5 separate regions of the Mus musculus genome follow, and regions 2, 3, 4 and 5 are each linked to region 1. A link is a loop called in an ENCODE intact Hi-C map of the cell type or tissue named here. Cell type or tissue: gastrocnemius. All regions are shown on one strand. Each heading gives the region's core, and the rest is flanking DNA. Links, peaks and the distances in the headings are about the cores only. Region 1 overlaps Wwox (WW domain-containing oxidoreductase). Region 2 overlaps Wwox (WW domain-containing oxidoreductase). Region 3 overlaps Wwox (WW domain-containing oxidoreductase). Region 4 overlaps Wwox (WW domain-containing oxidoreductase). Region 5 overlaps Wwox (WW domain-containing oxidoreductase).

Region 1 (6,179 bases), core at 772-5,771:
AGCTGCTTCTGGGTCAGACCTGTCAGGACTAAGACAATAGTGCCTTTCTCACTCACGGGATGCAGTGGTCATTAGCCAGAGTGATCCCGCACCCCTTCCGGACCTAAGGAGTTACATGGCCACATCGGGATTCATTTCAGTTATCACACCTTAGGGAAGAATGGTGTGATTTGCATTCGGTATATTAGGAATGTTGCAGAGCTTTCTGGAGTAAACAGGAGATTTCAGGGCACGGAGATCTGCCTGCTCCAAAAGACAGTGATGCCAAAGCTAAGAGAGCCCGTGCGCATGTAGACTGTGTCCCTGGCGCTTCGAAACCCAAAGCATAGATGAGCAGTGTAACACAGCCTAGGAGGATAAAGGAAGCTAGCAAGCCACCAAGTGAAGGGACTGGAGACATGGAAAGTAGCCAGAGCACCCTGGTGTCCACACAGGAGTCCGGAGACCAGGAGGAAGAGACAGGAAGTTAGAATTCAGTGCGGAGACCTGGTGGTGGGAGTGTGGTGCCTGTGACCAGCTGTGAGGACACATCTGCCAGTGGAGACGAGAAATGGATTTCATTGGCTAGTGTGACTGCAAACTCCAACCCAGCAGTGCAACGACACCGTAACTTACACGGGCAGAGCAAGTCCTCAGACATAACGCTGTTGTCTCCTCCGTACAGCCCAGGATGGAGGCTGCTTCTCTTCTACACTGTGTCTAAATGGGTGAAGCTGATGTCCTGTATCAGCGGAAGGGCAGGGACCAGAAGATCCCCTGCACAATCTCCCTTCTTCCTTAAGAACTGGTCATTTTGAGGTGATCATTTCAACTATCTATTACCGATGCTAGAGATATGTTTGTCCATAAGGTTCTTTAAAAACAAATAACTGACATGCCCCCGAAGAAAGAAAACGGACCCGTTTTGGACTCTGCTCTCTATTCCACTCATCCCACACAGGAAGATGCTCAGTAGCTGCCCAGCATCTGAATGGAGGCATCACTGTCATGATTTAACGACCCCCAGTTGTTGGAGGTGCAGGCTGGACACATGCTTTCCCTCTCGTGTGAAGGGAGCTGTGCAGCAAAAGCTCACAGCAGGCACGATTTGTAGGCCTGCTCACTCCAGGGTAAGATCCTCTGGAGGTCCTGAGGAGACCTGCTCACTCACCGCCCTCTTGAATCAAGGCTGCCGGGCAGCTTCCTTGTGTCTTCCCGAGGAACCAGTCACATTTCCCAATTAAAGCTGTTAAGGGAAAGGTTGGTCGGACTCTTCCCGTGTGCCTCCCTCGCTCTTGGTGAAGCTGAACTCTCTTTGTGGATTCATTGACACATTTTTCTTCTGTAGGTTGCTTTTTTTTTCCTGTCCTGGGTTAGTTTACATTTATGAACAATAAGAACTTTTGCATATTTGGGTACTAACATATTAGTATATTTGCATATTTGGGTATTAAGATAGTAACCTCATAGAATGTATCGCAAATACTTTTCACGGACATTTTTCTTTATCATTTTATGTTCAAATCCAGTGACCAGCCTCAATAGCTGCACTCTCCGCTAGTTGTTTGTTTGAGAACGCTTTCTTTGTGACATCCAGCGCACTTACTTTGGTTGGCCCCCTTCCCTACAGTTAGTCCTCTCTCCGCCCCTTTCCCCTTGTTCCTAACCTTGGTCGCTTCTTCTTGGAATGGCCTCCCCATTTGGTTAGCCCAACCTCCATCCTCCCCACCCCTGCCTTCGGTTAGCCCTCCCCCATCCAACTCCCTTTCAGTTCACCCTCTCCCCCGCTGCCTTTGGTTAGCCCTCCCCCACTTTCAGTTCGCCTTCACCCCCACTTCCTCCCCTTGTTCATAACCTCAGTCACTTCTTCTGGAACAGTCTCGCCTGTGCATTTGTTGTGATTATTAACCCTCTTAGTCGTTCAGATTAACGGGTTTCTTCCTGTCTGTCCATCACTTTGAATTACATCCCATGCTCTGGGTCTCATAATTTGATTAACTTCCGTAGCCTGTGTCAAATAGTAACATATTGTCCCCTTTCTCCACCCATGTCTTCAAAAAAGCAAATGACTGTGCCCCTGCCATCACAGTCCCTGCTAGTTCTGCATGGAAAGAACAGATACACAGTAATAGAAAGAAAAAAAGAAAAAAAAAAAAAAGAACCCCCACAACATAGAGCAAAGCAAAAGAAAACTCAGCATTTTGGGTTCTTGTGCAATGGAAGACCATGCAGACCATTTGGCGGTGATCTCTTCGCAAGCTGTCTTCAGGTCTCCTTCACCCATGGGACGAGTGGGTTCCTGAGCCTTCAGAGGTGAACCTTCTGAGGTACGATGTCCAAATTCTGCACTCCAGGCTGGACTTTAAATTATAACTCAGTTTGCACCATGCAAACCATGCTGCCTCCCGTGACCTAGGAGAAGGGTGGCTACAACGTTGAGTCTCCATCTCTGACATAATAGGCCTTCTGTCGGAAAATCCGACCACTCTCGGCAACGCAGCAGAATCAGCTGCACTAACCTTAATGAAAGCTCCTTGCTCTGCCTAGGAGCTGCTAAAAGGAAGAAGGAGTGTACTCCGCACCAGGATCTTGTGACTTGCTGTCGTGTAGCTGAGGTTTCGCTGTTACGCCACTCTGGTGGACAACAGCAGGTAACAGATGTGTGCACCCAGTCTCATTCATTGTCACACCTGAGTAGGGGAGGAAGGCCACGCCTGGCTGCGCTGTGGTCTCTGCAAATGGGCACACGGACCAAAAGGTTGTGGCAGTGTGTCAAAGGAAAAGGGAGGTGTTTGTACTGACCAGCAGGCGTGCTCTGTTGAGAGCTGCTCCCAGATGGTGGGTCCCTTACACGCGACAGACCTGCAGCCTACGCACATTTGCCTTCTGAAGGCTTAAAGAGAAATGACTTTGGATGCAATGATATTATTATTATTATTGTCATTATCATTATTGTTATTATTGTTATTTTGATGTGTCTGTGCTTATGTCTCTATGCATGTGTGCATGTGTATGTGTGTGTGCATGTCTGCGTGTCTGCGTGTGTGTGTGTGTGTTGTGTTGTGTGTGTGTGTGTGTGTGTGTGTGTGTGTGTTTATGTAGGTCACAGGACAACTTAGTAGTTCTTTTTCTCCTTCCGCTGTGGACTCTGAGGATTGAACTCAGTTCTCAGGGCTTCTGTGACCAGTGCCTTTACCACCTCGCTGACCAACAGCGAACACGTAATATTAGTCAGATGTCTTCTTCTATTCACCTCTATTAGTTTGAGGTCCCTTCCTGTCATCATCCTCCCTGCTCTTACTTTTGATCTGTTTGCAGTCACTGCCGAATGACCAATTAACAGTGCTAAGTAATTGTTTAGTCCGTTGGAGGCTCAGTCTTGACCAGTTTTCATCTCCCACACCCAACATTTAGCTTTCGTGAGTTGGACGCTTCAAGATGACAGAATTCCTAGTTGAATGTTAACAATCTTTCACGGCACTTGCTGGGATTCTGTCATTCGAGCTCAGTATTACCTGGGGATCCGAGGCACGTGTGTTGCTGCCAATGTGTATGTCTGTGCCTCGATTCTGTCTACCACCTTTTTCACCCATCAGTCACTGGGATGGTTGTGGCCAGGGGAACCTAGAACTGTTGGCTCACTTTGAATGTGTCCGTTGTGGAAGTCAAGGTCGTGGCTTTCCTCTGTGGAGTCATTGGCTTTAATCTGTGGTTAACTTTGTTTACCCACTGGACCCAAATGTGTGCTCTTTTTGTACTTTTGAACAAAAGCAAGGGCAAATGAGGAGTCACCTGGGTTGACACAAACCCTGGCACAGTCAAATGGGTGGAACCTTAGGCATCTCTATATTTTATTTCACCACAAGATGTCGCTAGGACACCATACCAGCGTGGCCAGTAGGTCATCTCTCTGGCAAAGAGACAGTCATCAAAGGCCACCTGGCTCTGGCCACAGAGAAATCCTATCAAAGCAACAGGAGGACACTGTCAGGGACGCTGGGATGCCATCTCTTGGAGCCTTTATGAAAGAAGACAGGGCATGGGACAGAAGAAGTTCATCTCAGAGACCAAAGTATCCAATCAGCCCAGATGCTACTTTTATTAGGTGAGGTAGCAGGTGACCCAGAGAAGACATCAGGATAGATTGTGTCTCTGAGTGAAAGTTCGTATTTTATTCTTTTAGATAAGTCACAATTTCAGGTTATCTAAAAAGTAGACATTTTAGCATTTTTAAACTTGATTTTTTTTGGGAGGGCCAGCCCATTAACACAACAAGGTAATCATCCATTAACAGATGTATCATTGAGGTGTGATATAAGTCTCTTCTCCATTCTAGACATATGGGAAAAGTTGTGTGAGCCTGGAGCTGTGGTGGCTTTTATTGCTTAGTAGCTCTGCATCAACTCTGAAGTGTTTGAACCTTTCGTGATACTCATGGATAAACTCAAATCTAAGCTGGGAATGGGGACACACACCCACAGTCCTAGGACTTGGGGGGCTACAGTAGGAGGATTGGAAGTCAGAGGCCAGCTTGGGTCATACTTTGAGACTCTGTCTCAAAATAAATGGCAACGCAGAAGACAGTCAAATGTAGCAAGCATTGCCTGCCCTTATTCTTGTCATTGGGCCACTGTTATCCTCATTTATGCCAGGACTGGTTTGCATTGAGATGTTTGCTGTCTGTCCCTGGAGTACCTGCATGCCCCAGTTTTATAGCCCTGTAGCTATTTCCCACACCTGATCCACGTCTTCTTAATTTGGTTAGATTTAATAGACCAATAGGGATAAACATCGATTTTCCATGGCAAGAGTGAAGTTAACTATCATACTGTCGATACTTAGAAAGTTTTCATAAATCTGTTTCAAGGAAGAAGACTCGGGGGCGGGCGGATTCCCAAGCTCCTTATCATTGACCAAATCGCTCGTTTTAAGCTGGAGTTAAGAATTAAGGGGCTGGAGAGATGGTTCCGTGGTTAAGAACACTTGCTGCTGTTACACAGGACCCGAGTTCAGTTCCCAGCACCTGCATGGTGACTCACATCAGTTCTAGGAGATGGGATGCGACTTCCAGCATGCACCTGCACGTTCATGGGCAGCACACTCACATGCACAGAATAAAATGAAATATTTTCAAAATTATGTCTTTTTTCTTACTCAAACGGAGGCCCTACGTCTACATTGTTCTTTATAGCTTATAATTTAAATCATCTCTAATTGGTCAGAAACTTGGTATTTCTCTATAACCTAATTGTTGGCTTTCCAGAGCATAGGCCAAGTGTTTCTATTTGCAGCGTCTTTTGGTTTCAGAGTCTGAACCTAAATCCTGCGTTTTGGCTTAGTTAATTCTGCAGTTTTAGTGTCCTTAGCTCACGTGAGCCACGAGCCTGCAGGGCACACATACATGTAAGCCACAAGCCTGCAGACCCCATGGAATCCTACACAGCTTCACTTTAGGGCCACTGGCCTGTGTTGTAATCCCAGTGCATGGGAGAGTTAGAAGCAGGAGGATTGAGTCTGATGCCAGTCTGGGCTGAACATAGTGAGGGAGGCCTTGCTTCCTGAAACCAACCAACCAACCAACCAACCAACCAACCAATCAACCAACCAACCAACCAACCAACCGTCAAACAATCTAACCCTTTCCCTTCCCTTTTTTGGTCCTGGCTGCTCCATTTTTTCTTCCCCCCCCTAAGAGCAGCGTCTCAGCCCCTCTCTTGATTTGTTCTTTCTAGTTCAGTGTGGCCCATTCTATCCAATATAGAGATTCATGGGAAATGTTGGAACCAGAGTGAGACACGTACTTGGAAGGTCTAAAATCACGTTTAGAATGTCCCAGTGAACCTCAGAAAGGCCTGGTTCTGTAGGCTCAATGTCGCCGTGGTGTGTGCCGGAAGGGAACAGGGTTGTAGTGTTCATACTGGCACCAGCTTTGAGTGGACCACATTCCTGGCAGCCGGCCTTGGAAAACCATTTGAAATTTTAAACATGGGAATTGAAGAAAAGGGAAGCCGATATTGCATTTCTGTTACACTGGTGAATATATTTATCTCATCATTCACTGGGCTACTCACCATGTTGATTCAAGTTAAAGCTTTCCAGGGAGAGTACTGTCCCCTGTAGAGTGACCGTTTCTAAAGTGAGTCATTTTCAAAGGCGTTCAAGAAAGGACCTTGCTTTCTTTGGCTAGAGCAGCACATCTC
Region 2 (6,179 bases), core at 773-5,772, 430 kb after region 1:
CTGAAACTACTATGTAGAAAATTCTGGAACTAAGCAGTTTATAAGTTCTGAAAGCACACTTCCTTCTGTAAAATGATAAAAATCTCACGCTGTCCTGCTTAGACACCTTGAATGACCATGGTGTGATGGTGATTACACAGGGCCGTGCTCTCTGCAGTTCCGGGCACCCATTGCGTTTCTTGGAATGTTCCTCTGTAGATGAGGGAGGGTGTCTATTGCATAGCTAGTATCCTTCCATTTTCTCCAGCACAAACTGTGTATGTATTAAATATGAGTAACATCCTTCTTGGTCCCCATGATAACCCATGCTCCACTTTGTTCTTCAGTGAAGCTTCCCCTTCTAGGACTCTCATACAATTGGAGTCTGACAGTACGCTCTAGGCTGGCTTGCTTCACTCAGCACATGCCTTCCAGATCTGTCCCTGTTGTAACACATGGCAAGATTCCCTTTCTAACATTGCTTTGTCTTTTGGTAGTTTCATACATGAGTACAGTATGTTTAGATCATATCTCCCTTCTACCCCCCACTTGTGAGTCTCTTCCCTCCCCCTGTTAGAATGTTGGCTAGCTTGATCCTGTGCAAGTCTTATGTTGGCAGCCATAGCTGCTGAGAGTTTGTGGATGCGACGACCCTGTCATTTCTAGGAGACAGTATTTAGCAGCAGTCCTCCATGACTTCTGATTGTTACAGTCTTTCCTCCCCATTATCCCTGATATACCCATAGCCTTGTGGGAGACAGGCTCAAGTTCCTTCATATTTTTTTAACGGTAATATTCCATTATACAAAAGCCAGTTTAGTTTATTGAAGATGCTTGGACACTTTGGGCTAGGGTGGGCAGAGCTCTTAGGAACTCCTTTATACAACTATCTGTTTAAATATCGCCCTCAGTCCCTTTGAAAATTTATCTAGGAGCGAAATGGCTGGGCCTTAGAATGGCTCCACATTCAACCTTTTAACACTTGTCAAGACTGTGCTCTTACATTCACGCTGGCAGCCTGTGAGAGTCAACTTTATCGTAACCATTAGCCAATAGCAGTTGTCTTCCCTTTTCCTTTCTTTCTTTCTTTCTTTCTTTTTTTATTTGCCCTTAGGTTTTAGTTTTATTTAAAAAGATTTGTTCTTAATTATGGGTATGTGTCTGTGTGTGTGGTTATGTGCACATATGAGTGCAGGTGCTGTCAGAATCCAGTAGAGGGCGCCAGAGGGCGCCGGACTCCCCCTAAAGCAAGTAGCAGCTATGAGTGCTGGGAACCAAATTTGGGTCTTCTGTAGGAGCAGTCTGAACTCTTCACTGCTGAGCCATCTCTCCAGCCCCTGCCTTCTTAGTTTAAAACAGTGACATCTTACTGTGACTTTGTTTTCTATTTCCCTAACCATTAATGGTGTCAAGCATCTTTTCATGTGATTTTTGTTGTTGTTCCCTCATGTCTTCATCTTCTTTGAAGAAAGCACCATCCAGGTCTAACACTCCGATGCCTTGTCTCTTCCCCACTTTCCCTTGGCTTGTGGCTACGTTCCAGCAACTCGAGTTTCAAGGGCACTAATTTCCTCCGCTGCTCTTTAGAATTTGAGGTAAAAAGAAAACAGTAATTGAAACAGACAGTCGTTATTTACATCTGGGAGGCTGGTATTACACACCCTGATGCTCTTTCATTAGCTGTATTATATTCTTATTATGTGTTTTACTAGGTAATTGTAATCTGTGGCTTTGGGATTTTCTAGCTTTCTTTTTGGTTTATTTTTATAAACAGACAACAGCATGAGTCTAAAAGAACAGGGCCTCAGTAGGAAAAAAAAAAAAAAAAAAAAAAAAAGGAAGGCGAAGGAGAATGAAACCCCAAGCCAGCCAAAGGAGATCTGAGGGCCAAAAATAACTAAATAAGCCCTTCAGAGCTTACTAATCTCCACACAGGTTTTCCCTATAGTTTCCAGAGGTGACAAAATGGGCTCAGTCGCTTAGAATGTAGTTTGTTGCTCTAATTGTGAAGAATTTTAATTAGCCAGTATGTTTTATGGTGCAATGAAACGCTCAGTTCGGAGCCTACGAGTCCATCTCTCTGTGGAGCGAGAAAATGAATATTCTCACCAGAGATTAGGTGGCAACATAGACAGGACTGTCTAGTCAAAGAGAGAGGAGGCCAGGACTCACTACCCCTGCATGCTAACAAAAGATGGCTGCTATACCAAAGAGCAGGCAGGGCAGGTTTCCACTCACTCATGTTGACCATCAGAATTGAAACAAGCCCCGCAAAGGTCTGGCGTTGGCATGACGATGCTCTCCTCTTCCAGCCTCTGCTCGATTCGGCTTGATTATGCTCCTCTAAGAGGGTCACAAGACTAGGCGTGGTCCTCGGGCTCTGGCATTTGATGGCGAGGTGTTTTGATATTCTAATCAGTTGGTAGTAGGATGGAAAGTTTAAATGGAAATCATCTGAACCATACCAGGTGTTCTTTCAGACCATCTACTGACAACTGAGAGTTTAGGGGAAGGCCACCCATCCATCCATCCATCCATCCATCCATCCATCCATCTACCTACCCATACCCACCTACCCATCCACCCATCCATCCACCCAACTACCCATCCACCCGTCCATCTACCCACCTACCCATCCATCCATCCATCCATCCATCCATTCATCCATCCAGAAAGCCAGCAACTCATCCATTGGTTCACCTGTCCATCTATCCATCCATCTACCCAGTCATCCATCCTACAGTCTGCCCACCAATCTATCCATCAATTCCTTCAGTTGCTCATTCATCTGTTCATTCACCCAAATGCTCTGTCCTTCCATCCATCCATCCATCCATCCATCCTTTCATCCATCCATCCATCCATCCATCCATCCATCCACCCATCCATCCATCTATCCATCCATCCATCCATCCATCCATCCATCCATCCTTCCATCCATCTATCCATCCATCTATCCATCCATCCATCCATCCATCCATCCATCCATCCTTCCATCCATCTATCCATCCATCTATCCATCCATCCATCCATGCTCTGCTCTTTTTCTGTTTCCCTTCCCCTACCCCTGCTTCTCTTTCTTACTTTGCTACTTCCTTCCAACCTCCAAACAACTGTTCAGTGCTCATAACAGTGAGTGTGCATCCTAGCCTTTGGTGGCATAGTAAGTAAACGAAACAAGGTTTTGCATTCTGTGAGACTGTTATATGAAATGGGTAATTAACAGATACAATCCTCCTCAACTGAAGTCCTCTTCTATGTTTATGTATTCGTTCCCAATAGATCATTTACCATGTCAGCCAGGAACCAGATGGGGGCCTGGAACGTCACACTTCTTTTGACAGAAAAAAAGTTCCAAGTTAAACATTACTACCTACAGTAGGGTGTGAATTATCAAGGGGCAGAGAACTCTTTCCAAGTCCAGGAGTCTGCCACTGGGAGTGCTGAGACAGTGTGCCCAAGCTAGAAGGACATCCTGCAAGGGTCTCTAGGGGTAAGGCTGGAGAAAAGCCACTGGGTGGCTGGTGACTCCATGAAGGTCAGACTCTCTGGGAAGCCGCTCTCTAGTCCCAGGTCAGGATAACACTGGAGATGCCCATCCATGAAAGTCACTTGGAGTCTCCCAGGAGGAGGAGTACGCTAGGACGTTTCCTGTTTAGGGGACAGGATTGAGTTGCCCACAGGGAGATGCCTCCAGAGAACCTCACACCAGAGCCTGAGGCCTCCAGTGTCCCTCTAGTGCCCTCTACTGGCTAAGTTTGTCGTGGTGCCAGCCGGCACAGGGGAACCAGTTCTTGGTCCTAAGCAGGGCCAAGGCAGCTGGGTACGACAAAGACAGGTCATCTGTTGACAGCTGGGACAGATGTTCAATAAATACCGTGGGGGAAATAAGCTGAGTGAAGAAAATGAGAAGGCTCAGGTGTGTCATTTTTGACCGGGAGTATTCAAGACAGGGCTCTCAGGAAAGGCAGCATTTGAATGCAGGCCTGAAGGGAGTAATGTCACTGGCAGAGCATTCACCCAGAAGAAGCAGCCATCGAGTGCAAAGGCCCTCCGGCCAGAGCCTACACGGCACGCTTGAAGAGGAGGCAGCCGCAACCTAGTGGATGTGAGTGGGGGCTTAGAGGACGCCTGAGAGTTAGCATGCTGATGTGGGAAGCCTTCCTTCTAGAGAAGCTTCTAAAATTTGCTCCTTTTCCCCCAAAGAATGGGTCCCCCAAAGAGTGGATTGGCGAGAGGGGCAGTAACACGGACAGAAACAGAGACACCACACTAGAAAGCTAGGCAGCGATCCAACTTAATAAAAGACCTCAGAGCCAGCAAGGCCAAAGCGGTTCCTGTTCTGCTCCGGGTGACAAACCGTCTTAGAAATAACGATGGTAGGCACGCATGTAAAGACACTCAGAAGGACCCTTCTAATGATGCCAACGGCAAATGATTTGTTGAATGTATGTTCCCACCCCGCAAGGCCCTCAAGAAACAGCGAAACAGAGACAGGACTCAATTTCCCCCATGAGACTAACAGTGTGCATGTGTGTTCTCCCTAGATCTGCTCTCCTCTCCATCACCTGGCCAGTGTGGTCCTCATCTCTAGGCTCCCGCCTTGTGGATAACATCTCTGTAAAAACCTAGTAACTATAACTGTGGCCATAGCTAGCATCTCTCACAGTATCCATGCAGTCGGGCTAAATCACTGTGGCCATAGCTAGCATCTCTCACAGTATCCATGCAGACAGGCTGAACAGCAGCATACCCTCCCTGTCCCCTGACCCTCCATTCTCTGCCTCTGCCATGCTGGAATCACAGGAGCATGCTGCTGCACCCAGGTCTTTTTGTGGGTTCTGCAAGTCCACCTTGAGGTTCCCATACTTGCAAAGCAGACACTGGAGATGTATTGACCAAGACATCTCCCCACTGCCCCACTTTAATACATATTTCTTACACTAAGACAAACCTAAATTTGTGTTTTCTGACACCACAGCCTATGGTTTTGTTTGTTTGTTTGTTTATCTTTTTCTCTACCATTGCTCTGACTCTCCCCCGTCTGACATTATCTAGGACTTGCCACAATTTCAGGAATGCTCGGCTGTTTTGTTGTTGTTGTTGTTGTTGTTTGTTTTGTTTTGTAGCATGGAATGGGGACTGTCCTCAGTCACTGGCTGGGTCATGGACAGCAAACATTTGGCCCTCAGAGTGACATTCCTACCAAGTTTCCAACAATGGTGTCGGCCTGGTACGCCTGTCCTTCCTTGGTGTGAGCAGAAGTTTTATGACTGTGTGTTTATGGGAAAGTGCTGTTACTATTCTTAGACTGGCTGCTCTCACTTATTCATAGCCCCACTCTGCTGGTGGGCGGGAACGAGAAGTTATAATAGCAGCGCAGGTGCCTCTCATTGTCTTCCGTTCCTCACTGGATCGTGTTTATTAAGAAGGAAATCACAGTGGTGTGTCTGGAACTGCGTCTGAACAAATAACCCACAGGGAGGAGTCCCCGGAAGGTGGGCAGGAGGCAGCACACCAAGAGAGGCAAAAACAAGCCCGTGCTAATTGGGATCAGGCAGTGCTTTGCATGAGAATCAAGAACAAGAGCTCGGCTGCCACGTAATTACTGGCCTCAACCTTTGTTGGCATACTTCTTCACATAATTCTACAGGAGAGCGGCAATTTGAATTTAACACACTTTTTTTTTTCCTTCTGGGTTTTTAAAGGAATTTGAAAACAGAATTGCACGAGTACAGGGATGAAGAGAGGTCTTTGCTAAATGTTCAGGTTGCTTATAAATATATCGCTACACACACACACACACACACACACACATACACCGAGAGAGAGGGGACGAGGGAGAGGGAGAGAGAAAGAGTGCACACACTACCACCACCACTCTTTGGACAACTATCTCACTTGGTGATGTTTGGTTCCTTGGACAAAGCTCTTCTGACTCATTCAGATGAAAGGCAGGAGACTTAATTCAGTAGAGATTGGGAACTGCCAGCTCTTGGAGTCCACATCATCATAATCTTGTGGCAGTTTTCTAGCCAGATCCTTGAGAGACTTATGGATGTGTGTCTCTACATGTGGGTGTGGTGTTTACACAAAAGGCAACCCTTGGCCCATGTCATCGCTTTGGTCATGAGGCACCCTGAAGGGATATCGCAAATCCCTTTACAGAACCATGCAGCAAGTGTACCTCTTCATTCATC
Region 3 (6,179 bases), core at 821-5,820, 230 kb after region 1:
ACGGGCTGCCCAGGAACACATGTATGTTTGTGCTGGAAGCCCCACCAATATCATATCATCCAAAAGCACTTTTTTTTTCTTCTGTGATGAATTATTCAGGCAATGTTTTCCAAAATTGTCATTGATCGGTACAGACCCAGAGAGAGTGTTACAACAGCGTTGTGCTGGGCCCTGTGAGGGGTCGATATTTTCTGGCCTCATAGATGTTCCAAAAGGAAGGAGGGGGAAAGGAAAGAAAGTAAAAGACATTGTGGGGTTTTTTGTTGTTTTTGTTGTTGTTGTTGTTGTTTTGGGTTTTGGTTTTCTCGGCACAGTAAAGCAATGCAGGTACCACTCCTGGGTGGGGCACATGGTTAGCTTGGATTGAAACCCAGCCCTGGGAACTCGAGGCCTGGCTGGGGTGAAGGTGGGGACACAATATCCTCAGCTACTCAGCAGCAGTAATGTGGAGTAGGAAAAGGAGATTCCTACATGGCACTGGTTGAAGACCCCATTTAATTCACATAAAACTCTAGGTCTGAACAAGAATGACTTCCTTGAACATATACAAGGATGTGTATGTGTGTGCGTGTATACACACACACACACACACACACACACACACACACACACACAGTTGAAAACAAAATCAAAGGTGTTTTTGGAATGATACCTGTGTGTGGTAAGAAGGCAGGCACTTGGTTCTGATATCTCTGTCAGTGGAAACACTATGGGGGTTTTGGTAAATTTCATTGCAGGTTTTGGTAAATTTCACTGACGACATCCTGCCTTCCACAGTGGCCCACAGACAACCAGTGAAAACTCGGCCATACCTTCAGCGTAACCTAAAGGGATGAGGAGGAGATATTCTCTGAGAACTAGGAAGCCGGCTGCTGATCTCAGCCAGCTTTGCCTTCTGACCGTATTCTAGGTGTTAGGCTGGCTCACAACCCCCCCCCCCCCAACAGTGGTCCTCAGGTTCAGCTGGACATCAGAGTCACCTGGGGACTTCTTATAGAGCAGCGATGCTCCAGGATAATTGCATCCGGATCTCCAGGGAGCTGGGGAGCAGGAGAGGAAAGCAGTCAGGGTGAAACCCGCTTTAATCAGAATTTTCATCACTAGCTGCCGATCTGAAAGAAGGAAAGCTGAGTGAGAACCCTTTGGAAAAGTAAATCCAGGGCCCTGCTGAACCCAGGTCTCCAGAGACCAGCACTGCACCCCGCTTCGTCTTGGTGTTTATTTGTTTACTCTTGTGATTTGGTTAGTTCATTTTTTTTTTGTTCTCCTCCTTTAATCAGGGAAATGTGACTTGCCCTGGAACTTTGCAGAGCCATCCGCCCCTAGCCTTCCATGGCCTCCTTTATCTTACCAGCTGAATGGATACAGAACACTTTTGCCATGTAAGCCATCCATGTAAGGTGTGTGTGATCCAGTTGCTTTAGTACATCTACAACCTCAGAACATCTAATTAGCTCTAAAAATCATCCTGCATCCTTAGACACCTCAATCACACCACACACACACACACACACACACACACACACACACACACGGCCCTAGGCAGTGGTTAATTTCCTTCCTGTCTGTAAGGACTTGCCTGCTGTGGGCACCTCGGAAAAATGGAGTTATAGTGTCCATGGTGTTCTGTGTGTTTTCATTCACTTGGTATCCTGATTTCAAATTTTTCTTGTTAACAGCTTCTACTAATACCATTTTATTTTATTTTATTTTATTTTGTTTTGTTTTATTTTATTTTTGAATGCTATTCGATGGTAGGGATGCATCCATGTCCTGTTTGTCCGTTCATCACCTGGTGAGCATGTTTACCTCCGCCCCCGTGAACTTTCACCTTGTCAGTATCATCTCCATCTGACAGATATCTTGAAATACTTTACATCGGAAGCAAAACGTGATTAGCAACGCTGGAAACTGTGGCTCTTTTCACTCCACAACTGAGGTGCGAGCGACCTTGAACCATTACCGATGTTGCTTCTCCGTCAATGAAGGAGCGAGGGGCGCTCATCCATTCCCGACTTCTTCTCTCCTTCCCAAGGTGGCCAGAGGTGAAGGGAGGGTGTTTCCAGAGAAAAGGAGGGGCTCCTTTAAGATCAGCGCGAGGCCGTCAGTATTGTTTGCGTGATTAATGAGTCCATGGTGCCGAAGCTCTCATTTAATGTATCTGCGCCTTCTAAGAACATTTCGTTTCGTGCGCTTCGACTGGGTTTGAGATTTATGAGGCCTAACTTGCAAGCGATGTGCGCCCGGATTAAGGGAACCTGAGACTGTCTATTTATGTCTGACCCGAGGAAATTCCCTGTAAGCTGCTTATCGGAGGCGCTTGCTAAGGGCATGATGGGAAGATGGAGTCCTTTGGTCCCTGGTAAAATCTGGGATCTGCTCTCTTGCGTTTTCATAGTGCATTCAGAAAGTAAGTCCACCTGTGTGTATCTGCCCGATGATCCACTGGGATAAATTTAGTTTTAAAATACATATACTCTGCGACTCTCTGTTTGACTGCAAATGCGACTCTCAATTCGACTCCAAATACCAACTCTTCTGGGTACATGCATGTTTAATTCTTCGTTGTCAAACACCATGTCTGATCAAGGTGATTTTGAAGAATTTAATGCAACTCTTTACTCTCCATCTATTAAAACACGCATGGACTGAACTCTTCCTATCTGCTTTTTTTTTTCTTTCTTTGAAACTTTTTTTCACACTGTAACAATTAGGTGTCTCTAAAATCTTGTGAGAAGTGCACGCATTTACTGTTTCTCCACCAGGGGGCACTGTGGTTCGGCTGCCCATTTAAACAGCCGGTCTTCTATCCGTTTACCAGAAAATACACAGAAGGAATCCTATCTGGACGCAAACAGATGTCAACTCTTTCTCCGCACTAGCAAGCGGTAGTGTTGTCAAGTTTGTTAAACTTAGCTCGCTGGAGATTAACATGCAATGTATAATGTGCATGTGCCTAACTGTATAATAAATAGTAAATCACATTTTTATGCTTTCTCTGAACTTGGAGGCTTGCAAGTTATTATTTTTTTATTCCCTGGGTGTGATGAAATAAATAACCTTAAAATACATTTTAAAGATGTCAGTCAGGGAGGGGAAAAAAGTGCTTGGCACCGGTATTTGATAGATTTCTTTTGTGATTAATTCTCTTGTTGAGTTTTAATGACTTTAAAGATGTAAAAGCTAGAAACTACAAAACTAGACATGGTTAATAAATAACCAGAATAGCAGGTGTGGAGAGACACATCTGTGGGAAACTGAAATAAAATGTATCTCTAGGTTGTATTTGGAAATAGCTCTTTGGGGGGGGGGGGAGGGAGTTTTAAAACAGTGAACAGCAAGGTTGCTTTTATTTTTTTCCAGAAAAATTCTTTCAGAGAGTGTTCTCTAAAACCCACACATGTACACTGAATTATTTTATGACCTAATGTTTATTAGCGAGATCCATGTCTTGAAACGCATATGTCTTCCTGGAATTTTTGGAAAGTATTCACAAACATCTTCTGGTATTTTTTTTTTCATGCCTCTTTACCCAGCTCCCTTTCCTGGCTCTAATGCAAAGTGCTTTGCTGATGAACTGCCTTTAACAGGCCCAGAGAGCTGGGCCATTCCAGAAAACAGAATTGTGTGGACTGTGTTTCAGTAATACTATCATTTTCCCCCCTTCCTTGGACACTCAGAATTTATGAACTATGACCCAGTTTATCCTGAGAAGCTCTCTGTGGATCCAGGAGGGTGGAAGAATGGATGCCGGTCTCCAGACAGCAAATATAAGGCCCTTCACAGGGCCTTTTGCCTTGTCCCAGATGTGTAAAGCTCCTGTCACCCTATTGGAAGGCTGGATCCAGCCCATTAGCTCCACCCCCACCCCTCACCCCTACCCTGTCACAGGCAGTGCTGGGGTATTGACTTTCCTAGAACATTTCAACTTGAGTTCTTAAGCCCAGCAGTTTATAAACCAAACACACATTAATTAATATGAATAATGACTTGGAAGAGTCACAGGCCCCCAGAAGAAGAATGTATAAATGGACATATTTGCACATATGCTTTTGTGTCCAAAAGGAGATAAATGGTGTGTTGAACACAATCCCGTCTCCTCCGTGAAGGGCTATTATTGTCCCCGTTTTTTTTTTTTTTTTTTTTTTTTTTTTCCGACTCCCCCAAGTACAATAGGCCAGGCACATTTCACACAAGGCAGCTTCCCGCCCCAATCTCCAGAACTTCAAAGTTAAAAGATCTTTAAAAATAAATAAATAAATAACCAACACAGGTCTTATTTTTGAAAGCTCTGGATTGTAAATGAAGTCTAATTATCTACCTTCCCCGTGGCTGGAGGGAGGAGGCAGACAGAATATTCTGCCCTTCTCTTTGTATTATTTCCTTCTAAATGAACACACTTGCCAAGTGTTCAAGGCGACTTCTGCCACTACTGCACCTTATCTAAGTAGCCTGCTTTCTAGAAGGAAGGCAGGCAGCATCCTGCCAGGCAGACCCTTGTCCAGTGACTTTCCTATCAGCCCTGTTCTGGATAAGAGCAGCATAAATAAGCTCACACACACACACACACACACACATACACACACACACACACACACACACACACACACACACACACACACACACACTCCTTTCCCTGGAAAATCATCTTCTCTTTTTAAGGATCTGGGATGGGGGGTTTAGCTCAGAAGCCAGTGAATGTGAGCATTAATATCCAAGCCCAGAGAATCACTGCCTGACAGTGTTGCCTGACAGTGGCTTGCCTAAAAAGAGCAGGCTTCTTTCTCATTCCTGCCTAGGGAAGTTGGCGGGTCCTGCGGTCAGCAACACCCTCCTTCCCAGTCCTGGACGTGCCTTCCAGATCTTGCTAGCACACACACACAGCATGTAGACTGAAGGCTGGAAGGCGCCCCAAACATTTGGCCAGGAAGAGGCAAACAATTCCAGCTGGCCCACGTGCTGCGCTTTAAAAATTACCCAGATGAACTGATTTTGTAAAGAGCGGGTGGAGGGGACTCCAGGGCTGGGGGGGGGGTGTGGAGGGGACTCCAGGGCTCTGGGGGGTGTGGGGGGGTGTGGGGGATCAGGGTGCCGATTCAGCCTCTACTTAGTCACAAGCAAGTCATGATTCTGAGACAGGCAAGGGTTGGCTCTGCAGAGCACATTGCCTTGGCTGAATGCAAGAGACAAGAGATGATCTGGTAGGAAGGTTTACCACCTTGGCCTGGCCCCTTCCAGACCCCTCACACCACAGGGTCTGCTTGAGGATGACGTTGGTTTGCCAAAGAGGTATGTCTTCGCCAACAGCTGCCTCCCAGAGCCAGAAACAAGAGGTTTCGAGTTTGGGTGGGGGGGGGGGGGGCAGGGCTTCTGTGGACGTGAAAAGGCTGCCTCAGAACTGTAAGGCATCTCTCCAAATGTGCTTGGACTCCCTGCTCTCTCGTTCCCCCACGGACGACTGACAGGCCGCATTCTCTTGGCCCCATGCCCAAGTGAGTTCTTGGCACACATCAACATTGTACATCGCTTTTGCTTCAGAGAAAAGTCGGCTCGGTGACTTAGCCGCTCTGTCGAGCCGGAAGTCTCGCTCCTGTGCTCCTAAAATTTCATATTAACCTGAGAAAGAGAAGAAGAAAAAAATGAAAGGGAATCTTTCACTCTTTTTTTATTTTACTCTGTCCAGTCCTCAGAGGTGGGCGCTCAGAATCTCCCCAGTCCTACCCACCTACTGGAATACCCTGTGACCGGCAAGGGACCGTGTGTCTCACTGCCACACCTGTCCAGTTCCAGCAATGTCACGTTCACCAGCTGGCTCCTGTTAGAAGGTTGAAGCTGATTAATTATAACTTACCAGAGGCCTGTTCTACAGTAAGACTCGGGCCCTGTCTGTTCTGTACCACTGTGGAACACACAGGAGAAGCAAGATTCTTCTAACGAAGACAAGGTGATCTCAGATGAAGAGGTCAGCCCAGATAGCATTGCTTGCTACCTGTCCACCCAACCATGAGCAAATGTGTAGGCTGGACCAGCCCGTGTTCTGATAGAAGAGAACACTAGCGATTTCTCTGTGTGCTGCTCTGTTTAAAGGAACAAGTAACGGTAATAATATCTGAATATAAATTAATTTTGAAAGGATTGGGGAGGTGGCTCAGCAGGTAAATTGTTTGCTGAATAAGCAT
Region 4 (6,179 bases), core at 403-5,402, 170 kb after region 1:
GTCTTGGCTTGGATAATAGATGCTGGTTGTCAGTGTTAGGTGGAGAACACCTGAAAACCTTGGAGGTTTGGGGTGAGGGACACAATAATGGTTTGTTTTCTCTCAATGTGATTTCTGCTTTGATTCACAAACTACTGCAAAATAGAACTTGCTACGTGTGCTGTGTGTTAGTTGCAAATGTGGATTCGGGAGTGTTAGTAGGCACTTTTCTTCTTGGTTCAGTGAGGTTTTTGTATCGGATGTTCTAGATGCTTCTTATAATGGAGGTCTGGGTATAGCTCCTTCCTGGAGAAGGCTTTGTGGCTAGAGTGTGGTTTATCCTTCATATCCCTGAAGACAAATCTCTTGGAGGAATCTCACCGCTGCGGTTAGAACTGAAGTATTCACAAAGCTGAATATGAAGGTTTTACATATTTGTCGGTTGTTTTATCAATGGTGTGTGAAAGCTTTTCTGTGAATCCATTAGCCCAGTGTTACTTGAATATAGAAGTGCATGTTGCACAGCATCCTCGGTCAGTCGCCCTTCTGAGCTCGGGGCCAGGGAAATGGCTTAGTGGGATAAGCGTGTTCTGAACAAGAATTAAGAACTAGATTCAGACCCCCAGAAGACAGATGAAAGCTGGGAGTAGCTTTATGTGTTTGCAACCTCAATGTTAGGGTTCCATGATTGGATCTCTCAGGGCCTGAAGTTCCAGGTGCAGTGAGAAGTCTGCTGATAGGTAGATAGATAGATAGATAGATAGATAGATAGATAGATAGATAGATAGATAGATAGCTCATAGATACAGTAGAGGGTGTTAAAAGAAGAACCCAACATCTACCTCAGACATATGTAAAAATAACTTTTATTTGCCTGAAGTAATTGTCATCTCTGAGTCTTACTGCCTCTGTCTGCTAACCTATACCTCGTCCTGGAAGCTTCTAACCTCTGTACAATCCTATCTAGGCCTAGAATGTTTTCAGCCTCTGAGACTTGCTGCTGAATCCGCTGACCTCTGACTTGTTCTTTCTGAGCTCTGGCTCAAATTCCTTTCCCTGTAGGCTGATTCAATCTGGATTCTCTTGGTGTCCTACTGAAGTGCTCTGCTTGGCCTCATATTGACCGTGTCATTCTGCTCTAATCTTCTGGCTCCTTCTCATCCTCTGGCTCGTTCTGTCTTCACCTGTGTCTAGCTTGTTCTCTCTCTGCAATCTGACTCTGTACAACTGTCTGGTAAAACTGCCTCCTGTCTTCTTTCTTTCTTTGCACTGCCCCCAAAGTAGCTTTCCCTTTCCTCTCTTTTCTTGTGAGAGTTGGCCATAGTCTGTTCTGTCAAATCTTTTTCTGATTTGTCACTTTGTCTGCCACTCAACTAGACATCGCTTTCAGGCATGGTACTTTAACTAACTTTGCTTTCATTGTTTAAGATTAAAGGTGTCCACTAAAGGCTTGTCTGTATTCCAGCTAGAGGGATTAAAGGTGTGTACTCAGGCTGAGCCACACCACCACTAGAAATAGCGTTTTCTAGTAAACAGCACAATCTTGGGTTTTATGATGTGGTCAAATATCCTGCAGCGGATTTATATACATGAACCCATTGGTGTGCACACCACCACACACATACATACATACATACATACATACATATGAATGTTCCACAAATACACACATGAGATAAATAATAAAAGTATTTTCCTTTGAACTTATAGATCCTTGGCAGTTACTGGTGCTGTTTTTTTAAATGATCAAAATTGGGTCTTTAGGCATATAAGTCCAGCTATCCTTCTGGTGGTGGCAAGGACAGCCATCGGCTGCCTGGCACAGTAGAACAACTGGCTCTCCTTAGCATTTCTCCTAATCAAGTTCCAGTGTTTCCTGTGGCCATCAAGACAAGGTAGGGAATTTGTCTCAAGCATCCTATCCTGCCACGTTATACCTCAAATAACGGACTCCAGAACAGAGGATTTGTCTAGTGGTCACCATCTGGCCATTGTCCACATATAGTAATTGAGACCTTGATATATGTTGTACAGCTGGGGAAATTCTGAATTCTGTTCAGTTTCAGTTTCAGTAGTCATACATGTCATGTACAGGGTGCTGTGTATAGCACCTTTTTTTTCCCTTGTCCTTAGTTTCTTTCGATTCTGTGAGCAGTACCTGAGTGTAGAAAGTTCTCGTGCCTCAATGTAGATGACAGATATAACAGGGGACATGGGCTAAAATTGATAATAAGTGAAATAATTCTATTTGCTGTGACTATAGTGATTTTAGTATGATAAATAGGGAATCTGCTGGTGGGTATAGGAGGAGGTTGATGTCTCTGTCTCTACCTTGATCACTCCAGGAGTAAGATTCCTGGCAAGACAGGAAAATGGCGTAGGAGAACCTGAGGCGGTGGCCTCAGACCTATCTATCTGGTCTCGAGGCAACCCTAGTGACTGCGAGTTTCCATTCTCCTATTCCTGATTAACTAGGAAGCAGGACTTGATATCTCATCAGCACACATTAGCTACGGCTGTTGACTGTTTTTCTTTGTTTGTATGTGGTTGTTTTTGAGCCAGGGTCTCACTATGTAGGCCTGGCGAGCATTCTGAGTGCCAGGATTCCAACCCTAGGTGTAGAGATTAACAACATCGTGGGGCACAGAGTCTTGTTTAGGTCCTCTTTGATATCAGTGACCTGTCTAAATGGCCGGTGGTACTTTGCCATTGAGTTCCATATTGTTGGGTTCTTCAGACGGGAGGATGGAGCTCAAGAGGAGGGAGGAGGGAGTTTTGGAGGAAGGAATATGGAGTTCCAGGAGGAGGGAGCTCATGATGAGGGAGGAGAGCAGAGGGAGCCCAGGAGAAAGGAGAAGAGAAGACGCCCATATACTTCTCTAGGCTAGGACTCCATTTGTCCTTCAGAGTTCCTTCCCCATCTCACCTTGCTAAAAGCATTCTTCCCTGTGGCATGGGCATAGCTTGGGTATACTCTCCATTGTACAAGGCCCAGGAAAGAAGAAATACCACCCTGCCTGGCGCTCAGGAAGCCCAGCCCCCCTCCTCCCTGCAGCCAGCCCCTGTAAGCATTAAACAGCAGTGTTTTAATATCAACGTCCCTTCTTTATTTGCTGTGACTCGCTGTGACTATGGTGATTTTAGTTACCGTAATTAGGTCACCCTTCATGGAGTCGGGCTATTTTAAGTGGCTCTTTAAGGACTATTGTTGCAGATCAGTAATTTTACAATTGGATGCTCTCGTGCAACTTTATTAAATGTAATATGTCTTTTAAATGTTGCCCTTTTACAGTTATACGTTTCTAATTGTTGCTGTAAATGCATTATCACTTTGAAATTAATTAATTTTTGCATTTGGGCATCCTGCAGTATAATAATCACTAATGAGAAACTCACGGGGACTAATTCTTAGCACAGTGCCCCCTACCGGCAAGGTCATGTCTCTGCCGCCCTCTTCCTCCAGAGGGCCACAGGACAAGTGTCCTAGGAGTTCTGGGAGAGGTGATTATTCCTCCCGCCTCGAATTTATGATAACATAAAAAGAATGAGCAAAATGGAAATACGCTGTTTTAAATGTTGTTTAAACCAAGATTTTTTTTTTTTACCAGTAGCAGTCCCTAAAATGTCTTAAAGGAAACCAAAGTTTGCTGAGAGTGTTCGCATGATGAAGTCACATCACCAAGGAGTTTTGTGTTGACACCTCTGCCTCTAAACTGCGTTTTATGTATAGTAATGTGTGTGCCAGATGTTAGCATACATGATACGGCAAGGTGTGCAAATGACATCATATCAGTATAAACCTGACCTGTGCTGTTACCTAACGGCGTAAGAGATTTACCAGGGTGGTTATGGCTATTGGTGTGTGCTGTCTCGTTTGAGAGCTTCGAAGCTCTCAGCTGAGGGGCACCTTGGCAACTTGCACCTGACCTCGAGACACCTCAGGTATCTATCTGCCTGTTTTATTTTTCCCTCACAACACTTCTGCAGGGTCAGAATGAATTGCATCTGTGCCAGGAAAAGCCTACCTAGCCTGTTCAAGAAAATGCCATCCTCGCCTCCAGAGCCTTCGCCAACTCCTTCCAGCTCCATTTCCTTAGTCAAACACACCGTAGCGCCCCTGCCATGTGTGTCTGATTGTGTCGTTATGTTTCCTCTTTAAAGCATTTGACAGCACCTTCTTGACCCACTCCCCTCTTTTTTTTTCCACATTAGTTTTGAACGCTGGTAAACAACCTCCTTGCCAGAGGTCTCAGGGCCAAGCCAGCCCTCTATGGCTCCGAGTGTAAATTTCAAGTTGAGCACAGTCACGTGCCTTGAAGGGTGTTTGGAGCAACCAAATATTTGTGTTGGCAGGTAACTGTCGGAAAGAATATCATGTGTTGGGGTAACAAGAGCTTAGCAGATGTTTTAGGGAACTGTGTTTTCATATCAGTTCACTTTTTTTTTTTAAAATGGCTTGAGTTTGTAGATCTTCTGAAAGGATTGGGTTTCTCTTCCTGTAGCCATGAAAAGGCTGCCATTGTAAGGAGCCCTAACAGATGTGTGGCTACCCGGCTAATGGATGGGCCTGCAATGCTAGGTCCCGTTGCAGAGCTATAAATTACAAGCAGAGAAAGCACAACATAGCGTTCTCCTAACCTTACGCAGTGCCAAGCTGGGTAACTCTGCCCTTGGATAACCCGCGGCCTGGTGATTTATAGTCGTACAACTTTAAAGCATAATGAAGGGCCTAATAAATGTTGATTTGTTCTTTAAATTACTATTTTTAACAAAATACATCCCTCAAAGGCCTGTAGCTGGCTACTCTGAAGGTGCATTCAAGGACCCACCTCATGTCTGAATCCTTATTGGTATATTGGCGTGCCCCATACAAGGAGAGACAGGACTAACAGGGACTTTCCAGTTTCTCTCTCTCTCTCTCTCTCTCTCTCTCTCTCTCTCTCTCTCTCTCTCCCTCCCTCCCTCCCTCCCTCCCTCCCTCCCTCCCTCTCTCTCTCTCTCTCTCTCTCTTTCTTTCTTTCTTTCTTTCTTTCTTTCTTTCTTTTTTTCTTTCTTTCTTTCTTTCTTTCTTTCTTTCTTTCTTTCTTTCTTTCTTTTCAGTTGAGAAAAGAAAACACACCCTGCAACATGGAAACCCATATTCCTTGTTGATCACAGTATTTTGAGCCTTCCAAGCATGGGTGGAATTCGCTGATTTCTGTGTTCCCCCAAGCCGAGGTATGGCAGGAAAGTAGACTTTGGGGACCTCTGCGGCCGGGCCACACATGAGCTTTCTCACCACGGCTTCTCCAGAGGCTCAGCTCTCCTCTTACAGAGGGCTACCTCCCTGCAGCCTTCTTACCTGAAGGTGATCATTATTAGCTTAGGGCTCATTAGTCAGCTTTCCATTCTGCCCAGAGCTTTAAAGTGTGTGGCGTTTGCTTAGTCCCAAGGCCCGGGCATGTGGCGGGTTTCACAAGAGCCAAGAACTTGGAATCTTTAGGCAGTTGTTTTAAAGTTTCGTTCCCCTGCTTCTCTTCAGTCGTTTTGTAATAATTCAACCTGCCTTGGGTCAAATGTCTGTATCCGTGCGGTGACTATGAGCTGTGAGCTCCTAATTCACATGGAAAGATGGTTGGAATAAGATCTAGGGGGTCTTCTTTAATTTTTTTCGTAGATTCTGTAACCCTGAGGCATCCAGAGGTATGCTTGGTCCCTCAAGTGGGAAGTGCCTTTCAAGGCTGTCTCGGCTTTCACTTCATGCTTCCGAAGTGGCTGCAGGAGTGGTGATCACTGCGTCCTGAACACATTCTGAAAGCAAAGTGGGGCCGTATCATTCTCCACCCCTTAGCTCTTTCTCCATAAGAAGAGGATTCTGACTCTGAGCTGCTCTGTGAGTCATCTTTCCCTGCTCCCACTCTCCGAAATTAAGTCGATCGTCCCTGTTCCTGGCGGATGGATGATGGGAGGCTAACAAAACACAGAAGTGACTTTTTGTAAAATAGAAGAATCAGCCATCCAGTGGCTTAGACTGTCTACCCACAGTGTGGCCACGAGAACATATGAGAATTAATCAGAGGGTACCTGGGTTCTCGGTTCCACATGACCAGCCCCAGCTCTAGTCAGCCCAGCCATGCGTTCTTTCCTAATAAATTTTTCATTCTAGAATATTCCATCTTTTCCGCTCTTATCCACTCTGCTCTCCCCGGAAGCATTCCAGG
Region 5 (6,179 bases), core at 736-5,735, 88 kb before region 1:
AGTGCTGAGCACAGTCCCCCTGTGACTGGACAGACACCTTGTCTGCCCAAGAGCGCTGTTGGGGCAATGGCGTTTCCACACTCCCCTCTACGTGGGAGGTGGGAGATATGGAGGGAGGTGTGTGCTCCCTGACTGACCCACTGGGTTCTCACAGGGCCTCCCCCTTTGATGTGAGCTCTGAGCAGACTGTTGTGTGGATGACGCTCTCACGCTGTCCGTAAGCAATGCAGAACTAACTTTTGAATGTTTATACTCGATAGTACTAAGGCAGTTGAGTAAATTCTCAGTTCCAAGCAGGAAGGAAGGGCAGGATGGTCCTGGAATGTAGGAGGTTTCAGAGGCAATGCAGAAGTACAACGAGGGCGTGAAAAACATTGGTTTTAGACACAGTGTCTTGCTGTGTGTCCTTGCCTTGCGTTAGCAATGTAGCCCAGGCTGGCTTCCAACTCCTGATCTTTATGCCTCTCACGACAGGATTATGGGTCTGTCCCGCCACACTCAGTTCCCAGCCCTTCTCTCTACAGTTGTGAGCTGGCTTTACCTCTGTCAACTGAATTCAGCCTTCTGGATTGGATGTGGATCAACTACAGCCCCCGGGTATAATCTGACCTCCTTGATTTTGTAGGTGTTTTTTATTGGAACACAGCCATGCACATTTAGGGTATCACCAGAAGTCGAGTAATTACAGTAGGGATCATGTGGCTCTCAAAGTCTTTACTGTGGGGCCTGCACTCAGCATTTACTCTGGGTGATCCAGCTGAACCCAAGGCAGGGTTGCCTCAGCGTCTCGGATCAGCCCATTTAGCTGAGGCTGGGATAACGGGATACCCAGGCTACAGGAAGAGTGCACCGAGCACATCATGAATAGCTGGAAGGGTTGCCCCATCAGTATTTGCCTGCCCCTACCCGTGGTCTTAGTGAGCTACAAGACTAGAATGTTGTCTCCTCAGGAACTAACACTCTTCTCCTCTTGACCTTTGTTTAACCAGCTTTCTGAACCTGAAGACTTTTAGATTGAAAGCTGTAGCTTGTGGACCTCAGTGGAGAACAGCATCTCAGGCTCCAGGGGAGCCATCCTTTCATCCAGAGCCGCTGCTAGCAGATCAAGAGCCGGAGCCTGCTAACCAGTAGACAATGGAGCAGCTCACTGCCCTGTGTGCAGCACAGCCGGGCAGGAGGGGCAGCAGGGGCAGGAGGGGCAGCAGGGGCAGCAGGGGCAGGAGGGGCAGGAGGGGCAGGAGGTTGTGGCTCTTTGGAGTTACACACGGGCTGGCTCTGATTCTGTAAAAAAAGAAGGAAACGGCTTCAACACGGAGATGACTGCATCTAAGTCCCCGGGAGTCTCAGGAAAGGGAAAGTCTAGCGTTTAGACTAGGGAGTCTCCCACTTCCCTGGGGCCCATGGATTTCCTAAGCTACATCTGTTCGAGAGTAGATTTGGCTGTGTGCACAGAGCTGTGTGGAAGCTGCTTGCCTTGAACCTTCAGGCTGGCTTGCTGGTCAGGCAGCACTCTCTGACACAGGCAGGCACATGTCCCTTGAGTGGGACAGCAGCTGCCCATCTTTATGTCAGAGGGGCATTTGAGTTCCATACAACTGATGCTTCATCGAGACCGGTATATTGTCATTGTATTTCTGGAGGAACAGTCAGGCTTTTGGCAAACTGTGTTGGAAACCCGATAGCAGCTATGAGCACATGAGACAATCTGGTGTCTGGTGCTAAGGACAGAACTCTCTTCTTTCAGTCTGAAGCTTGGAGTGGCTCAGATTTGATTTTAAGTTCTTTCTGATCTGTCTTTTCCCTTCTGGACCTTTATAATGTCGGGCAGCGTCATACATGGTCTCCCCCTGAAACAGCCAGAGGAGCAACAAAAACAAAACTAGCTCTCCTCTTAGAGTATTGTAATCACCACCCCAGGCCTTATTGTAGAGGTTCACACACACACACACACACACACACACACACACACACACACACACACACACACACACACACACACGCACACCAGGTTCACACTCCCAGAGATGAAAGAGGTTCACACGGAAGGTGTCAGTCATCCCTCACTTGGTTCTCTTTAAAGCAGAGCAGAGGCATGAGCTTTTCATGCTGGGAGCCCTGCGGGATCCTTTCCGTACAGTGTCTTCATGTGTAGGCTTAGAGGGTCTGTCCCTAGACCCTGTGGTGATGCTCCAGCATGGAGTTAGTGCCACACTTTCACTTGTCCATTGTTACTGTGATGGGTTCCTGCCTAGAGTAAACCCTTTCCTTTCTGGGCTGCTTTCCTTCCAGACCGTGTAGCAGCCCTGACCTTTCCTAAGGAGCTGTAGAGGATCCTGAGCCAGGCTGGGGGCTGCCTGAACTTAACCCCGTAACCCCCTTTTTTGAGTAAAGCCCGCGTCCTTGTGTTTGGGGTCCTGGAATTCCCCATTACATTCTTTTCCCATTGATGAGCTGATGGGGCCTTGGGTTATCTTCCTTTTGGGAACTCTGTGCTCATTAAGCAGAGGGGAAGCCCCTAAATCATCCAAGAGACCCCTAGGGAGTTAATTAACTATATCTGCAACAACGGTTCTCTTAAGCTAAAGTGATCTGAAATTATTTCCTTCGGAGAAACTATTGGAAGTTGTTTTCTTTGAGACAGAGTCTCATTACATAGCCTAGAGTAGATTCAATTCAGGGAAGTTCTCCTGCCTCAGCTTTCTCCACACCTGGCTGGACACTTGAGATTTTTATGACAGTATTGAGAAAAGTCCTTGACTGGCATTACACAAAAATTAAAAATGATTATTTTATGAGTCAAACAGCCACTTCACATGTGAACGTTCTTAGATATCGTAGTACGTGGTACCCTTAATACCCAGACCGGGTGCCATTAGAAATGCCATCGTGATTGCTGCCGTGCAGTCGGCTAACCCTGGGTAGGAGCAGAGTAGGTATAGAGTGTGTGTGTATGAGTCACAGGCCCCCAACAGATTACATTCATGTATACGTGTCCACAGGTGCCTCTCTGAACAGTTCCAGAGGGGTCTGTCCTCTGAGGCCCCAGTTAATTCTGTATTTGCACTTGGGTTTGGTTTTCACTTTTTTATAGTGTCAGCTTAGTAAATGAAGTTCCTGTTGCTATGCTTCAATGACAAAGTGGCTCAAACCCCTAATTTAAAGAAAATGTTTACAAATCTGATTTCTCTCTTATTAAGGTGTGGTGGTGTGTCACATGCAAACTTGGAAATGTTCCCGCATAAAATCCAATTAAAGTGATTCTATTCTTCCCTGCCTTTATGTAATGGAATGGCACAGTACGAGTCCTAACACAAGCATTGCTGTTTCCTGTAATTAACCTAAAAGCAGCCATGTTTATCTAGTTTATACTGTTTCCCCACTAGAGGGCACTGTTGCCCTTCGAGATAGTTGCACTCGGAGTTTTCTTCTCTGGCTGCCTAGCCTGGCTTTTCCTTTTGTTAACAGTGCCCTTTCCTTCCCCAACATATCTTCTAGGGCATGTCCGGCTCAGTGATAGAGCCCTGGCTGAAGACTAGGACCGGTGTCATCTTTCTCTTTCTTGGCTTTGCGTTTTTGTTTTGTTTGTATAAAATGCCAAAGACGAAGAGGCCCATTTAACAAAAAGGTCCATTGTGTTCAGGGAGCAGCTTGTTCCGCCAAATTACACAAGGACAGTGTTTCTTGGCATTATCGGTTTTGAGTGTGCTGGCCTATCAATTATCTGATTTCTTTTTCTAAGTGGGGATTGTAATATTTAAATATTAATGCCCGTGTTTAAGGTTCATTTAGAATGCCTCAGTGACCTTATTTATTTATTTATTTTTGCCCAGCAGCCTTATCTAGTGTGATATAATGTATTTTAATTAGATTGTTTATGAGCTATGCATTCTGTTACTAGAAGCAAATGTGTCCTTTTGGATTTGGTATCTGTTCCTTAAATAAGAAGTCATAACAGCCAGACTGTGAAACAGGCAACCAGTCCTCTGCACAGTTGGGGGGGTGGGTATTACCATTAAAGTTTGAGCAGGTCGTTTGTGGCCCAGAAGAAAGGACCTTAGGCTTGGCTTTATAAACTATTTTCAGATTTTAAGTGGAGACAGGATAAAACTCTGTTAGATACTCTTGCGTGTATTATGTTCCTTCTCAGTGACTTCTCCCTTTCTTTTGAACATGGGTGAGCCTAAAAATGCCACGGGTGTGAACCTGTTCCAGAGCAGAGCTGTTGCACCAGAGTGAAGATGTTCAGTGCGCTCAAGCGCTGATGTGTTCATTATTTAAGAAATAAATTGTTAAAACTAGGTGGCTTTTGGGAATTATTGCAGACTTGATAATAAAGGCGGCGCTGGCAGCTGGGACCCCTGGCTGTCCCTTGGGTGGTGTGAAGCAGTCTTGTCCTGTCTTGTGCCTTTTCAGCCATGCACATTTACCCCCGTGTGAATTCTCAACTTTTTCCAAAATTGCACTTGGGCCGCGGAGGCCTCTTTCAAGGGTCTCTTAATGTAAGACACCCATAGGTTACCAAGAAGGTCATCATTTCCCTTGATTTAGCAAATGAAGTCCCCACAGTGATTTGCCAAACTGAACTCTGGGGTACAGAACGAGTAAGGCATGATGTGCAAGGCATGAGCCACGCTGCCCGCTCTGTCTCTCTCAGTGTTTGTTTATCCGGCTGTCTAACTTCTCTTTCTCTTTGGATATTGTTATATACTGTATTCAGCCAGCTGCCATTAGAGTCAAGGGGAAGATTCCTTCCTAGATTCTAAGGAGATCTAGATGCTGTGTGTGCATGAGAGATGTCGATGGGAGGTGGGGGAGAAAGGCGAGAGGGAGGGGAGGCTGGAGGCTGCCTGGGGCCTCAGCTTCACTGTGTGGAGGCTGGAGACTGAGTTGGGGCTTCACCTTCACTGTGTAGAGGTTGATTAGCAAGGTGAGCAGAGCTAGGCTCTTTGTTTGAACCGATCTCACAGAAACAAAGTTAGCCAGCATTCACATGTGGTTATAAAGAAACTTCAAACCACATCTCTCATTCTTATCTTTACACTCAATGATACCAGATTAGTGTTTATGCATTGTTATTATATCATACAGACAGGCATTTTAAATAGAAGGGCTCTGCTGTCTTTTAAAATCCTCATCTCAGTGCTTGCAGCTGTATCAAAATGGTGCCAGAGTAGGAGAACAGAGAGGTGAGGTCAGTACCCTAAGTGTGCCTAGGTCCTTGGACAGGTACAGAATATGTGTGAGTTCCTGCCCGGGGCTCAATGTGCTATGCCCACCCCTTTCCTTACCTCAGAAGTAATGGCACATACCCCGTCAAGCTCACTCACTCTGCACCCAGGTCTAGAATGGAACTGACCCCGATGGTCTAGGGACCGAGGGTGGAGCTGTAGGGTAGGCTGTGGCAGATGCAGTTTCCAAGCCCCAGGTGGATCAAGGGTGAAGGCACGGATGCTTGCTTGGGGTTCTTCATCGTAGGTTAGCATGCGAGAGGGGTGCTCATGGAGTCGGGAGGGACAGGAGCCAAGTGTTACATGGAGTTAGTGTTCTGTGTCCTCTCATTTAAGTGACTTTAAATTTATTTTATTAAATGTATTGTCTATGGGGAATGTAGAAAATAGAGATAAAAAAACCAGAAAACAAACAAACAAACAAACAAACAAAAAAAACAATTCAAAATCCTTACAGTTGGAAGCATATGCCAGTGTTCAGCATCTGTGATCCGAGGCAGTGGCTTTCCTCTTTTCTTCTACTGGGCTGTGAAATGTATCTTTCCTTACCATTAAATATTCCACCTCTTAAATGGTTGCATACTATTCCATTATATGGCTCCAGCTATCTCCCCAGTGTGGCACATTTGGGTAGCTTCCAGCTTTTTAATAGCCACGGAATGGAGGCAGACATTTTGCAATTAGATGTTTGTACCCATCTGTGACATTCTGCAGCCTTATTTTGTGCAAGGAGAATTGCTGAATCGACGGATTTACCCACTAATCTTAATATCTTGATCTGTGACACTGCACCCCTAAATTGTTGTACCAATCTGATTGCCAGTTGTTGCTCCGTGTCCCTGCCAATCTTGGGAAGGGGCATAAAGAAAAAGAAAAAAAAACTGTCAATTAAATCCTTATGCCTCCGATTATACCCAAGATGTAGCCGTTCTTCACGCCGGGCCATTTGTA

Evidence for each region. Peaks named below come from ENCODE experiments on the same cell type or tissue, not always from the same donor. Only the 100,000 strongest peaks of a DNase experiment are listed, where the experiment ranks them.
Region 2: a loop joins it to region 1, with 5 times the contacts of the local background. A loop is called at or near these places in 17 of 42 quality-filtered maps.
Region 3: it touches region 1 in a loop (2.8-fold over the local background); 12 of 42 quality-filtered maps call a loop at or near these places.
Region 4: it touches region 1 in a loop (2.2-fold over the local background); 9 of 42 quality-filtered maps call a loop at or near these places.
Region 5: a loop joins it to region 1, with 2.9 times the contacts of the local background. A loop is called at or near these places in 7 of 42 quality-filtered maps.

Annotation. Positions count from the first base shown.
Region 1 is chr8:114,537,479-114,543,657 of GRCm38, forward strand. The region is part of intron 5 of Wwox (WW domain-containing oxidoreductase); the gene reads left to right. Among named protein-coding and RNA genes, the nearest start is that of Gm16116, 56 kb to the right of the region's middle. In gastrocnemius, for the core only: a CTCF peak has its summit at 3,848 (motif pointing right); a DNase peak (open chromatin) is centred at 3,897.
Region 2 is chr8:114,967,852-114,974,030 of GRCm38, forward strand. All of the region lies in intron 8 of Wwox (WW domain-containing oxidoreductase), which reads left to right. Among named protein-coding and RNA genes, the nearest start is that of Gm39257, 9.7 kb to the left of the region's middle. In gastrocnemius, for the core only: CTCF peaks have their summits at 1,187 (motif pointing right) and 3,733 (motif pointing left); a DNase peak (open chromatin) is centred at 3,729; H3K4me3 peaks cover 676 bases; H3K27ac peaks cover 2,242 bases.
Region 3 is chr8:114,768,803-114,774,981 of GRCm38, forward strand. All of the region lies in intron 8 of Wwox (WW domain-containing oxidoreductase), which reads left to right. Among named protein-coding and RNA genes, the nearest start is that of Gm16118, 64 kb to the left of the region's middle. In gastrocnemius, for the core only: a CTCF peak has its summit at 2,766 (motif pointing right); DNase peaks (open chromatin) are centred at 2,781, 4,890 and 5,482; H3K4me3 peaks cover 1,321 bases; H3K27ac peaks cover 1,611 bases.
Region 4 is chr8:114,712,463-114,718,641 of GRCm38, forward strand. All of the region lies in intron 8 of Wwox (WW domain-containing oxidoreductase), which reads left to right. Among named protein-coding and RNA genes, the nearest start is that of Gm16118, 7.4 kb to the left of the region's middle. In gastrocnemius, for the core only: a CTCF peak has its summit at 3,414 (motif pointing left); a DNase peak (open chromatin) is centred at 3,404; H3K27ac peaks cover 1,410 bases.
Region 5 is chr8:114,449,528-114,455,706 of GRCm38, forward strand. All of the region lies in intron 4 of Wwox (WW domain-containing oxidoreductase), which reads left to right. Among named protein-coding and RNA genes, the nearest start is that of Wwox, 13 kb to the left of the region's middle. In gastrocnemius, for the core only: a CTCF peak has its summit at 3,375 (motif pointing right); a DNase peak (open chromatin) is centred at 3,410; H3K4me3 peaks cover 350 bases; H3K27ac peaks cover 546 bases.